Regions from separate parts of the Mus musculus genome. Here region 2 is linked to region 1. Evidence: chromatin loops called from intact Hi-C (ENCODE). Cell type or tissue: left cerebral cortex. All regions are shown on one strand. Region 1 overlaps Tcp11l1 (t-complex 11 like 1). Region 2 overlaps Hipk3 (homeodomain interacting protein kinase 3).

Region 1 (5,000 bases):
CTGGCTGGTTTAAGGCAAGGTTTCACTATAGGTCTCAGGCTTGCCTGGAACTTACTATGTAGACCAGGCTGGCCTCAAACTCACAGAGATCCGCTTGCTTCTCTCTCCTGACTGCTGGTTAGATTGTACTGCATGCCTAGCTCTGTTTTCCTTTGAGGGCCTGCCCTCCAGCCCTCTGTTCTAATCACTGCATCTTTACTGTTGCTTACACAAGCTAAAGTCATCTTGGAAGAGGAACCTCAATTGAGAAAATGCCTGTGTCAGATGGAGACAGGTTTGTGGGATATTTGCTCTTCTTTCTTTTCTTTCTTTTTCTTTTCCGAGGGAGGGTTTCTCTGTAGAGTCTTGGCTGTTGTGGGGCCTCCTGCCTCTGCTTCCCAGGTGCTGGGATTAAAGGTGTGTTAATTATTGAGATAGGACATCCCAGCTAACTTGAGTGGTGTCACCCTGGAAGGTGACTTGGGCTATATAAGAAAGCCGGCTGAGCAAGCCATGGAGAGCAAGCCAATAAGCAGCATTCCTCCGTGGCTTCTTCTGCTCCAGCTCCTGCCTCGAATTCCTCAGTGACAGAGTATGACCTGACAACTCTAAGATGAAACAAATCCCCCCCCCCCAAGTTGCTTTTGGTCATCGTATTTCACTACAGCAATAGGAAGTAAATAAGACACCCTCCAAGAGAATGTCCCTTCAACGTACCCATGATCCTGCGAATGGGGTCCTCGGGACTGGCGAGGGCCTGAATCTGGCCCTTGAGCACGGTCTCCTTAGCAACGGAGAATGGGGAGGAGCCACACAGGGAGAGGCAGCTGCTCACCTCCAGGCACACCTTCTCGCCAATGGAAGCCAGGGCGTCCTCCAGATGGAAGGAACTAGAACAGAGAGGGGAAAGAGGAGCAGGAGACCAAGGGATGCAACCCTGGCCCTGTCGTGACAAGGATGACAGCGTGTGGGACCTGTGGCTCCCTTCCCTGCTCCCTCATCTCCTAGGCTGTGATCCTTTTTAATCATACCAAAGTGGTTGCTCTCTGCTGTGGGCGGGGTCTCATAGAACCCAGGCTGGTCTAGAACTTGTACTTTACAGCGGAGGAAAACTGTCAACTTCAGATGCTCCTGCCTCTATTTCCCAAGATTAGACCTGTGAGCTACGATGTCGGGTTTTACAGTGCTCTGAGCATGTTAGGCACATGCAGTAGGCATGCACTCTCCCAACAGAGCTACATCCCAAGCTTCAAAGCACAAAGCTCATGCCATCAGTGAATCAGAGCTGGCTTCTAACAACCAACAGAGGAAACACAGGAACCAGAAACTGGGTAGCCGTGGGACAGGACAGGGAAGCCCTATTCATCAAATGCTCTTCTGTATCTTGATTTTTTTTTTTTTAACCATGCTGGAGATCAAGCCCCAGGCTCATATATAGTAAGCACATTGCCAGCTGAGGCATATCCCCAACCTCTGCAGCTGTTTTGGTTGGTTTGGTTTTTTGAGACAGAAGACAGCTAAGGCTAGCTGTGGATTTCTGTTTTTCCTTTCAGGCGCTAGAGCAACTGACTGTCCTGGGGCCAAGGTCTACGTTCCACTGGATTCTCTAAGGTCATGGTATTTACTGCTAGTTGAACAACTCAGTAGGTGCAAGTCAGTGGGGTGACTGGTTAGTAAATAAGATTAAGTTAGAAAACAGGTTAAACATAGGACAAGTTCTACCTCGGGAGGTGTCTACTTCAGTCTATCTGTGTTAGAATGTTCTGGTCACAGCCACGTTGCTCATTGTGGGCTCTGAGCCTTTCAGACATTTGAAAACCACAGCCCTAGAGCCTTGTAAAATCCACAGTTCCCTGTAGCTTGAACATGATAGCCATAAATAAACTTCAGGTAGGCAAAGTCTTCTCTAATCTCCTAGTGGCCTCACACTGGGAAACTCCCACTGTACACTACAAGTCCATCCACTCTAGGGTCCCAGCCACTTACGGCAGATGCATGTCCGTTAGCAGAGTCTTCACCATCATCTTGAGCTTCTCGGCAAAGTCGGCATGCCCAGAAATTCCCGGTGCAGCGGTACTGAACGTGACCAGCAGCACGGCTCCCAGGACGGCCAGCTGCTCCAGCTGGAGCTGGAGCTCTTGGAAACGAGACTGGTCCATCAAAACTGTCTGCAATGAACACACGCGGCACTGCTGAGCAGAAATTCAAGATGGCCAGCAGAGGGCAGCAGAGCCGCACCTCCGCCTGCTCTGTGGTACCCTTTCAGATGTCCTGCATGCCTTTCAGAGCTAGAAGAGCACCACATGTTAGCTCAGGCAGGTCTGGCGATAAACCCAACCCTTCACAGGACTATGACCTCAGGCAAGTGCCTTTACTGTCTGAGACTATACAAAAAGGGACAGCCCTTTTTACAGCGCCTTGAAAGATGAAGAAACCCCCAGCAGGGGAGCAGCTGAAAGCCACTACTCCATCAGTAGGAGGGGAGGTACAGTAGCAGGAAGGGAAGGGAAAGAAGATGAAGCTAGGGTGCCCAATGCCTTCCTATGTGTCCAGAACTAACTGTCCCAGACTTGAAAGGGAAACATCCAAGTCCTGAGGTGACCCCATTTTTATCCCCCACAAATCAGGAAATCACCTATGCTGATAGATGGGAGAATCTTGAAGCAGAGCCTACGGCTATTCATCCTCATATCCATAGCACAAAGGAGCCCCAAGAACTCCAAGAGCTCCAAGGTGGGCACCCCTCCACCCACCCACAAATACACTCAGAAAGCTGAGACAGGAGGATTGCTATGAGTCTAAAGCCAGCCTGAGATACAAAGTGAGGCTGTCTCAGAACAAACAAAAACAATAACCAACTCAGGTATGTAAATAAAGAGAACAGTCAGAAATGACAAATTGAGCAGAACTCATAACCACATAAAAGCCACCTGAAAGTGGACTTCGTCTCATGTTAAAGAACCCAAGCCTTCCCTACAGAGACACTAGTGTTAAAGGACCCAGGCCTTCCCTACAGAGACACTAGTGTTAAAGGACCCAGGTCCCACCCTACCTGACTATCCCTAGCTACCAGAGGAGATGAGGGAAAAGCAGCAAGGTCAAAAAGGTGTTGATTCAGTTCAGAGGTTTTTGGTTGTTTTCTTTGGGGGGTGGGTAGGCTTGGGGGCTGGATCTCACCACATCGCTGTGGCTGTCCTGGAACTCACTCTGTAGACTAGGCTGGCGGCAAACTCAAAGAAATCCACCTGCCTCTGCCTTCAGAGCACTGGGGTTATAAGTGTGCACTACAATGCCTGGCCCAGATCTGAGTTTTCACAGGTTAATCAGACAAGCTCTAAGAACCTCTTTGCTGGGGTCTGGAGAGATGGCTTAACAGTTAAAAATACCAACTATTCTTCCAGAGGTCCTGAATTCAATTCCCAGCAACTACATGGTGGCTCACAAATATAATGGGATCTGATGCCCTCTTCTGGTGTGTCTGAAGAGAGTGACAGTGTACTCACATACATAAAATAAATAAAACTAAAAGAAAAAAGAAGAGCGAGAGAAGAAAGACAGACAGACAGACAGAATGAATGAACCTGCTTTGCTGTAAGAAGATAACAGGGATGTGGTCTATGTTGTAATCCTGAAATGTTGAGGCAGGAGGATCAACAAGAGTTTGGGAATGGGCTATAGTGTTGAAAACAATAACCAGATAACGGAGTCAGAGCCCGGACTCCTTAGGAGGTTAAACCTCCCTGAAGACTGAGGTTTCTTCATTAACAGCTTCCATTTATCTCACTGCTCACAAAGGCATGATATCAGTTAGCGTGGCAAGACTTGACTTCAGGATGCAGAAGACTGCCAATAACAGACATGCAGTCCCAGTAAAAACCACCATCTTCCCATTGTAAGAGAAGTGTCAGGTCGAGAACTTCCCTCCAGAAGATCTCATGCCACTACCCAGTGTCACAATTTCTAACAAGCCAACACCACCTTTAGGTCCCCTTTAGTACCAACAGGGAACTCAGGCAAGAAGGGAAGCTTACAGCTCTTGAAAGGAAACACAGGGGCCATGACAGAGACGTTTACAGAAGCTGCAGGTCTGAAGCTGAAAAAAGGAACAAGTGCTCTCAAAGAAGACAGAGGAAGCCACACACCAGCTTAGTTTCTGCCAGAGAAGTGGGGAACCCCTCATTAGTCATCCTCTTGAATGGTTCCTGCAGCTAGACCTGCTTAGGATAATGCTCACCGTGGGAGTGGCAGAAGTTTCTGGAGAGCAAGCTGTGAAACAAAACCAGGGTTTTTTGTTTGCTTGTTTGTTTGTTTTTATGGTTTTTTATTTTATTTATTTATTTATTTATTTATTTATTTATTTTTGGTTTTTTGTTTTTGTTTTTTCGAGACAGGATTTCTCTGTCTGAACTATCTCCAGAACTCACTTTGTAGACCAGGTTGGCCTTGAACTCAGAAATTAAGGATGTGCAACACCCATACACATCTTTTCTTTAAAAAAAAAATCATGACAAATTGAATAAAAACAGTGTACTCATATACATTAAATAATCTTAAAAAACAAACAAACAACAAACAATAAGAACTATCCAGAACAGACAAATATGGAAAGCAGAACTGAAAGGAGGAGAAAAGTCCGCTGGCTAACGATGCTGCCAGGGGGACTGTATAAGTCTGAAAATATACCAGAAAGCACGGAGTGACACATGCTAAGGAGGAAAGGACAGGCAGATCTCCACAAGTTCAAGACTACCCAGGAATGCATAGCAAGCTCCAGGACAGCCAAGGGTACATGGAAAACCCCTGTCTCAAAAACACAAAGGGAGGAGAACAAGAGAGAATGATGTGGGAATGGAAAAGAAGGACCACATTGCATATTTTCTCATATGTAGAATGTACACATATGTGCTAGAACAATAAGAGTCTTTAAAAAAAACAACAACAAAAAACCAACTGTGCCCCTTGAGACAGCGTGTGAATGGCTAAGGTGCCCACAGCACCTACCTCAGGGAAAGGTCTCTGGA
Region 2 (5,000 bases), 230 kb before region 1:
ATTTTTACCTACTTGTTCAAGTCAAATGTTGAGTTACTAGCAAAATAATTCCATCGCTGTTAGGAAAAGGGCTGTCTTGGTTTAGGTTCAGTATGTCCAGTTCTAGAAACAACTATACCTATAATTGCAGGTACCATGGGCTGTCACTATTAAACTCTGAATCTGTGTTGGTGGTATTTTCATCAAGAAGTATTGAGCTATGGATGTAGTTCAACCTTAGAAGGCCTTCCTAGCAAGCATGAGGTCCTGGGGTGCCAGGGTAGGAGTAGAACAGGGAGGAGAACTGGTCAGAAGATGTCTCCCACTAGAGTGATTTTACAAGCAGAAATCTTCATTTCTTTGTGTTAATGAAGTAAGCGTAATGCTGATGTGTTAGGCCTCAGACTTAAGCCCAGGTCTGATCAAGCTCAAGGCAATGATGATTTCTTCAACATAAAAGGCAGGTGTGCTCTATGCTGCTTCATGATAAGAGTGTGTGTGCACCTGCATGCTTTCCTGACTTTGACAGGGTAAAGACAACTGAGATATACAACACCAATTTAAACAAGATAAAAAAATTATTAATCTTTGGGAATATTAAAACCACTCAATTCAGAGGTCTTCTAAGCTAGAGGCAGGTATGGGAAAGGTTTTAAGAACAAACAACAATGACAAAAACCAGACAAGACAGGCACAGTCCTGAGGAGTTCCAAAACAGTCACAGAACTGTGCAACCATTAAAGCACAGTGTTTAGGACAGAGGCATAATGTTCTCAGTAACCAACGTCTTAGCTCTGCTTCATTAACTCTTGTACCTAGCTTAACTTTGAACATCAACCTTCTCTTTCTACATTTATTTTCCCTGAGGAATCACAACAAACTGATCACCTGCATTCTGTAACCTGTACTCAAGAGTCTGACTATGTAGTCCTGGCTAGCCAGCTTCCATTTTGCTCTGCAGTCCAGAGTGGCCTGGAACTCCGAAGTCCATCTGACTCTACCTCCTAAATTCTGGAACTAAAGGTATGGGTCATCCCAACAGCTTTTGTTTATGTACTATATTCTTAGTATTTCTTTTTTATTGCTAAATAGTACCTAGCCCGTTGCATACATTTTAGGTGACCATTTATCAGATGATGGGCAATAAACTGTGTATACTTCTTGGCAATTTTTAAAAAAATGATAGATTGAGTACTAACTTAGCTCAGTGATAGAGCACTTACCTAACATGTGCAAAGTCCAGGTTAGAAGTCCAGCAGAGAAAGAGAAAGGGGGGGGGGCAAACAAAGGGGAAGACATAAGAGAGAGGGGAGAGAAGCAGGGAACGGGGAAGGAGGTGGATCTAAGGTGCCTCAAAGTGAACAAACTGAAAAAGACTTATGTCCTCTAACCACTTCCACCCTCCAGCTTCCCCCATCTTTGGTTTCTCAGTCCCCAAGCCAGGAAGGTCAAATATGCCCCTTCTCTTTCACTTTCCACATCTATTAGCAAATCTCACTAGCTAGCATCAAAATAGATGCAGAACTGACCGACCACATTACTCCACCTTCACCATTACTCCACGACTACACTCTCTAATCCAGATGGACATCTTGTTTGGATTGCACCAACAACTTCTGTTTCAGCTTCTGTCCTTGTTTTCTGCCACATAGCAAGATAGCAGCAAGAGAGGCAACATACACCAGACCACAGCATTCCTCACCCTAGAATCCCCAGGAGAATCCTATCTTAGTGAACAATTCCTCACAGTGGTCCCAAACCTCAGCTACACCAGGATTTCCTGCCATACTCTTAACATGCTGTGAGCAAACTGCATTGGCACAAAAACCTCTTCAAACCTGCTCAAACGATTCCACTTAAGGATACCTGGGAGATTACTCCAAGAAGCAAGACTTGATTGCCTTCTCTTATTTGACTTTCTGCTTAATGATCATTTTATTACAAAGACCCTGTCGCAGTCTTACACAAGTGGAAGACTCTGTGGCGTTTGGCTTTCCGTCTAGATCTTGCTCGGTTGTTCCTTTGTAACACTTTCCAACAACTGATTTCTATATTGGCTCATTGTCTCTTTTCCGCTTGCTCCAGCAGACTAGCATTCTATGAAGGCACAAGACTTGGACTTTTTGTTCCAGTGTTGTGACGCTAGCATCTAAAGAACACTGCCTGGCACATAGCAGGTGCTCTCTATCCAAGCAATGAATTTTAACAAAGCTTTTAGAACTCATGAAACTAGAGGAATTTTTTGGTAGAATCAAATATATAAGTTCAACAGGTAGCAGGCAAGAAACTCTGACATGCTAGCCAGCTTGCATTTAAGACAGCTGAACATCTTAGGACTTAGAACAAAAACAGATATCATTTACTGAGAGTTAGCAATGGGTCAGGTGCCATAGAAATAACTGTTAATGCATTGATCATTTAAAGAAAATGTTGTACAATCAAACTGCAACAACTCAGGTAAGCAAAAGATTTCACATACAAGAACTGCTGGGCTGAGTGCAGCCCACCCACAGAAGCACAGAAAGTGGCAGATCTTAAAATGGTTTGCTATGAACGAAAGAAAAGAAATGCAGGGCCCAGAATTATCAAGTATAAGAATGGAGCTGAGATTTTTTTTTTAAAGACTTGTTTTTAATTATGTGTATGTCTATGTGTGGGTATGTGTATGTGTGTGCAGGTGTCTGAGGAGGCCAGAGATTTTGGACTCCCCTGGAGCTGGAGGCAGAGGCCATTGAGAAATTCATCGCATTTTAGAAAATGAAAATATTAACTGACCTGAAAAATATTTTTGTGGGGCTAGAGAGATGGCTCAGCGGTTAAGAACACTGACTGCTCTTCTGAAAGTCCTGAGTTCATATCCCACATGGTGGCTCACAACCATCCATGAGATTTCATGCCCTCTTCTGGGGTGTCTGAAGACAGCTACAGCAAGCGGGGCTGGAGCGAGAGCTGGAGAGACCCTGAGTTCAAATCCCAGCAACCACACAATGGCTCACAACCATCTGTAATGAGATTGGATGCCCTCTTCTGGTGTGACTGAAGACAGCTACAGTGTACTTACATAATAAATAAATAAACCTTAAAAAAATTTTTTTCTGAAAATAGGTCCATAATTTAAGAAACTACCTACTACAGCCTTTTATGATTAAATAGCCTGTAACTTTCTACAACAAGCAAAAGAAAAGGGATATAGAAAGACAAAGGGGATGAAGAGAATCTTGATAGTTTCCTCTGGGTTTGACGTGTCTGTTTACATCGTGGACAAGAGTGGCTATAGTAACGGACAGGAGACCACAGCTTGCCCTGTATTCATGGACTGAATGATCCAGCAGACATCAGGTTTTTAGTTGTAGCTTTTTAACGTTCCCTCTAGGCCAGGGGTAGAAGCGTGTTCAACAGAGATTTCAACCAGTCTTTCATGACGTAGTAATAGTAATATTAGAAATATTAATGTGCAAAAGAAGTTTCTTTCTTTGTCTTTTGTTATTGTTGTTTTAGGTTTCTTGTTTTATTTTTTTGAGACAAGATTTGTGTATCCCTGACTGTCTGTAACTCAGTCAATCTGTAGAGCAGGCTGGCCTGGAACTCAGAAATACCCCTGCCTCTGCCTCCTGAGTGCTGCTATCACCTCACCCAGCCCTCTAAGTTTACTAAGAATGAAATAGGAGTGCAGGTGCTCAGGAGTCAGCCCATCTTCACCTAAGTAACCTAGTAACCTTGTTAGAGCACTTTTCTACACACACACACACACACACACACACACACACTCACACACACACTCATACACACACATTCACACTCACACACACACACACACACACACACACACACACAATATAGTTGGATCTGCTCACCCTGACCTCTTTAACTCCACCCCACCTCCAAGCAAATCCTTTCTTTTCTCAACATGTCACCTTCCTACTTTTCACTCCATGTAAATTATTTAAAGAACATATAATTACAAGAGTAACTAGAGCTGGGAATCTATTTAATACATTCATAACAAAGCCCTGAGTTAATCCTCAAAACTGCAGAAGCAGGCATAGTAGTGCTCTCTTGTAAACCCAGCATTGCATTCGGGAGCTGGTGACCGTGGACCAGAAGATCAAGGCTATCCTCCACACCTGGGGACTAAGGCCAGACTGGGATATGAGACTCTTATCTCCAAAAATAAAAATATACATACAATAACAGAAATAATAGCATGTTTTTAATATAATACTATGAGTCGGACTATAAGTGTCCCATAGCCCTGCTAAGTATTTTAGAAAGTATTAGCTACTTGGTAGTCACACAAATATAGAATCAGGCACTCGAGTACGCTCCTTGGCAGGACTGTCCAGCAGTAAGAAGTGCAAGTGGAGCTCAGATGTGTCCATTCTTTTAACCACTTCACATTAAGATAAATAACTTCTACCATTATGAAGCCTATGAGACTTTTACAGGAAGTTACGCCTCCCAGATCCTATATTCCCTGCAGCAGAGTAGAAAAACAGGAAAGAGATGTGGAGAAGAAACCTCTCAACTCAGTCTAGATGATGCCTCTCAAAGGCTGAGAATTTCAACACAAAGCATGCCATATTGAGACAATATTCCTTTTTTGTTTCTATTCCTTTTCTTACAGATATATTTCAAATAATAATGCTAAAATAGGCCAGGTGTATTACCAATCCCTTTAACACCAGCACTTGGAGAGCAGGAGCATGTGGAGCTCTGAGTTCGAGACCAGTCTAGTCTATACAGTCAGTTCTAGGACAACAGGGGCTACACATTGAGACTCTGTCTTGACAAACAAATGAAAAAAGATATTAAAATTTGTAAATCTATATGTATATAACCTTTGAAGTCTCACTCTTTCCTCGCTCACAAGAAAGACCAGAAATATTTCTAATAGGCAACCATGTCTTGACTCTGTTGTAGCCACACACAGTGAGGATTCCTTTGATCCTTTTGACTGGTCTTAAACGTTCCTGTTTCTAAGTGGGTCCCCTCTCTCCCCACTTACCGCTTGTATCTAAATC

Evidence for each region. Peaks named below come from ENCODE experiments on the same cell type or tissue, not always from the same donor. Only the 100,000 strongest peaks of a DNase experiment are listed, where the experiment ranks them.
Region 2: a loop joins it to region 1, with 3 times the contacts of the local background. A loop is called at or near these places in 2 of 42 quality-filtered maps.

Annotation. Positions count from the first base shown.
Region 1 is chr2:104,683,398-104,688,397 of GRCm38, forward strand. Tcp11l1 (t-complex 11 like 1) reads right to left here. Exons shown (of 10, transcript NM_177190.5): 7 at 4,981-5,000; 8 at 1,966-2,147; 9 at 697-869. Among named protein-coding and RNA genes, the nearest start is that of Gm6306, 24 kb to the right of the region's middle. In left cerebral cortex, a CTCF peak has its summit at 2,196 (motif pointing right); DNase peaks (open chromatin) are centred at 2,189 and 4,077.
Region 2 is chr2:104,449,465-104,454,464 of GRCm38, forward strand. All of the region lies in intron 2 of Hipk3 (homeodomain interacting protein kinase 3), which reads right to left. Among named protein-coding and RNA genes, the nearest start is that of Mir1902, 23 kb to the left of the region's middle. In left cerebral cortex, a CTCF peak has its summit at 2,991 (motif pointing left); no DNase peak of the experiment used is centred here.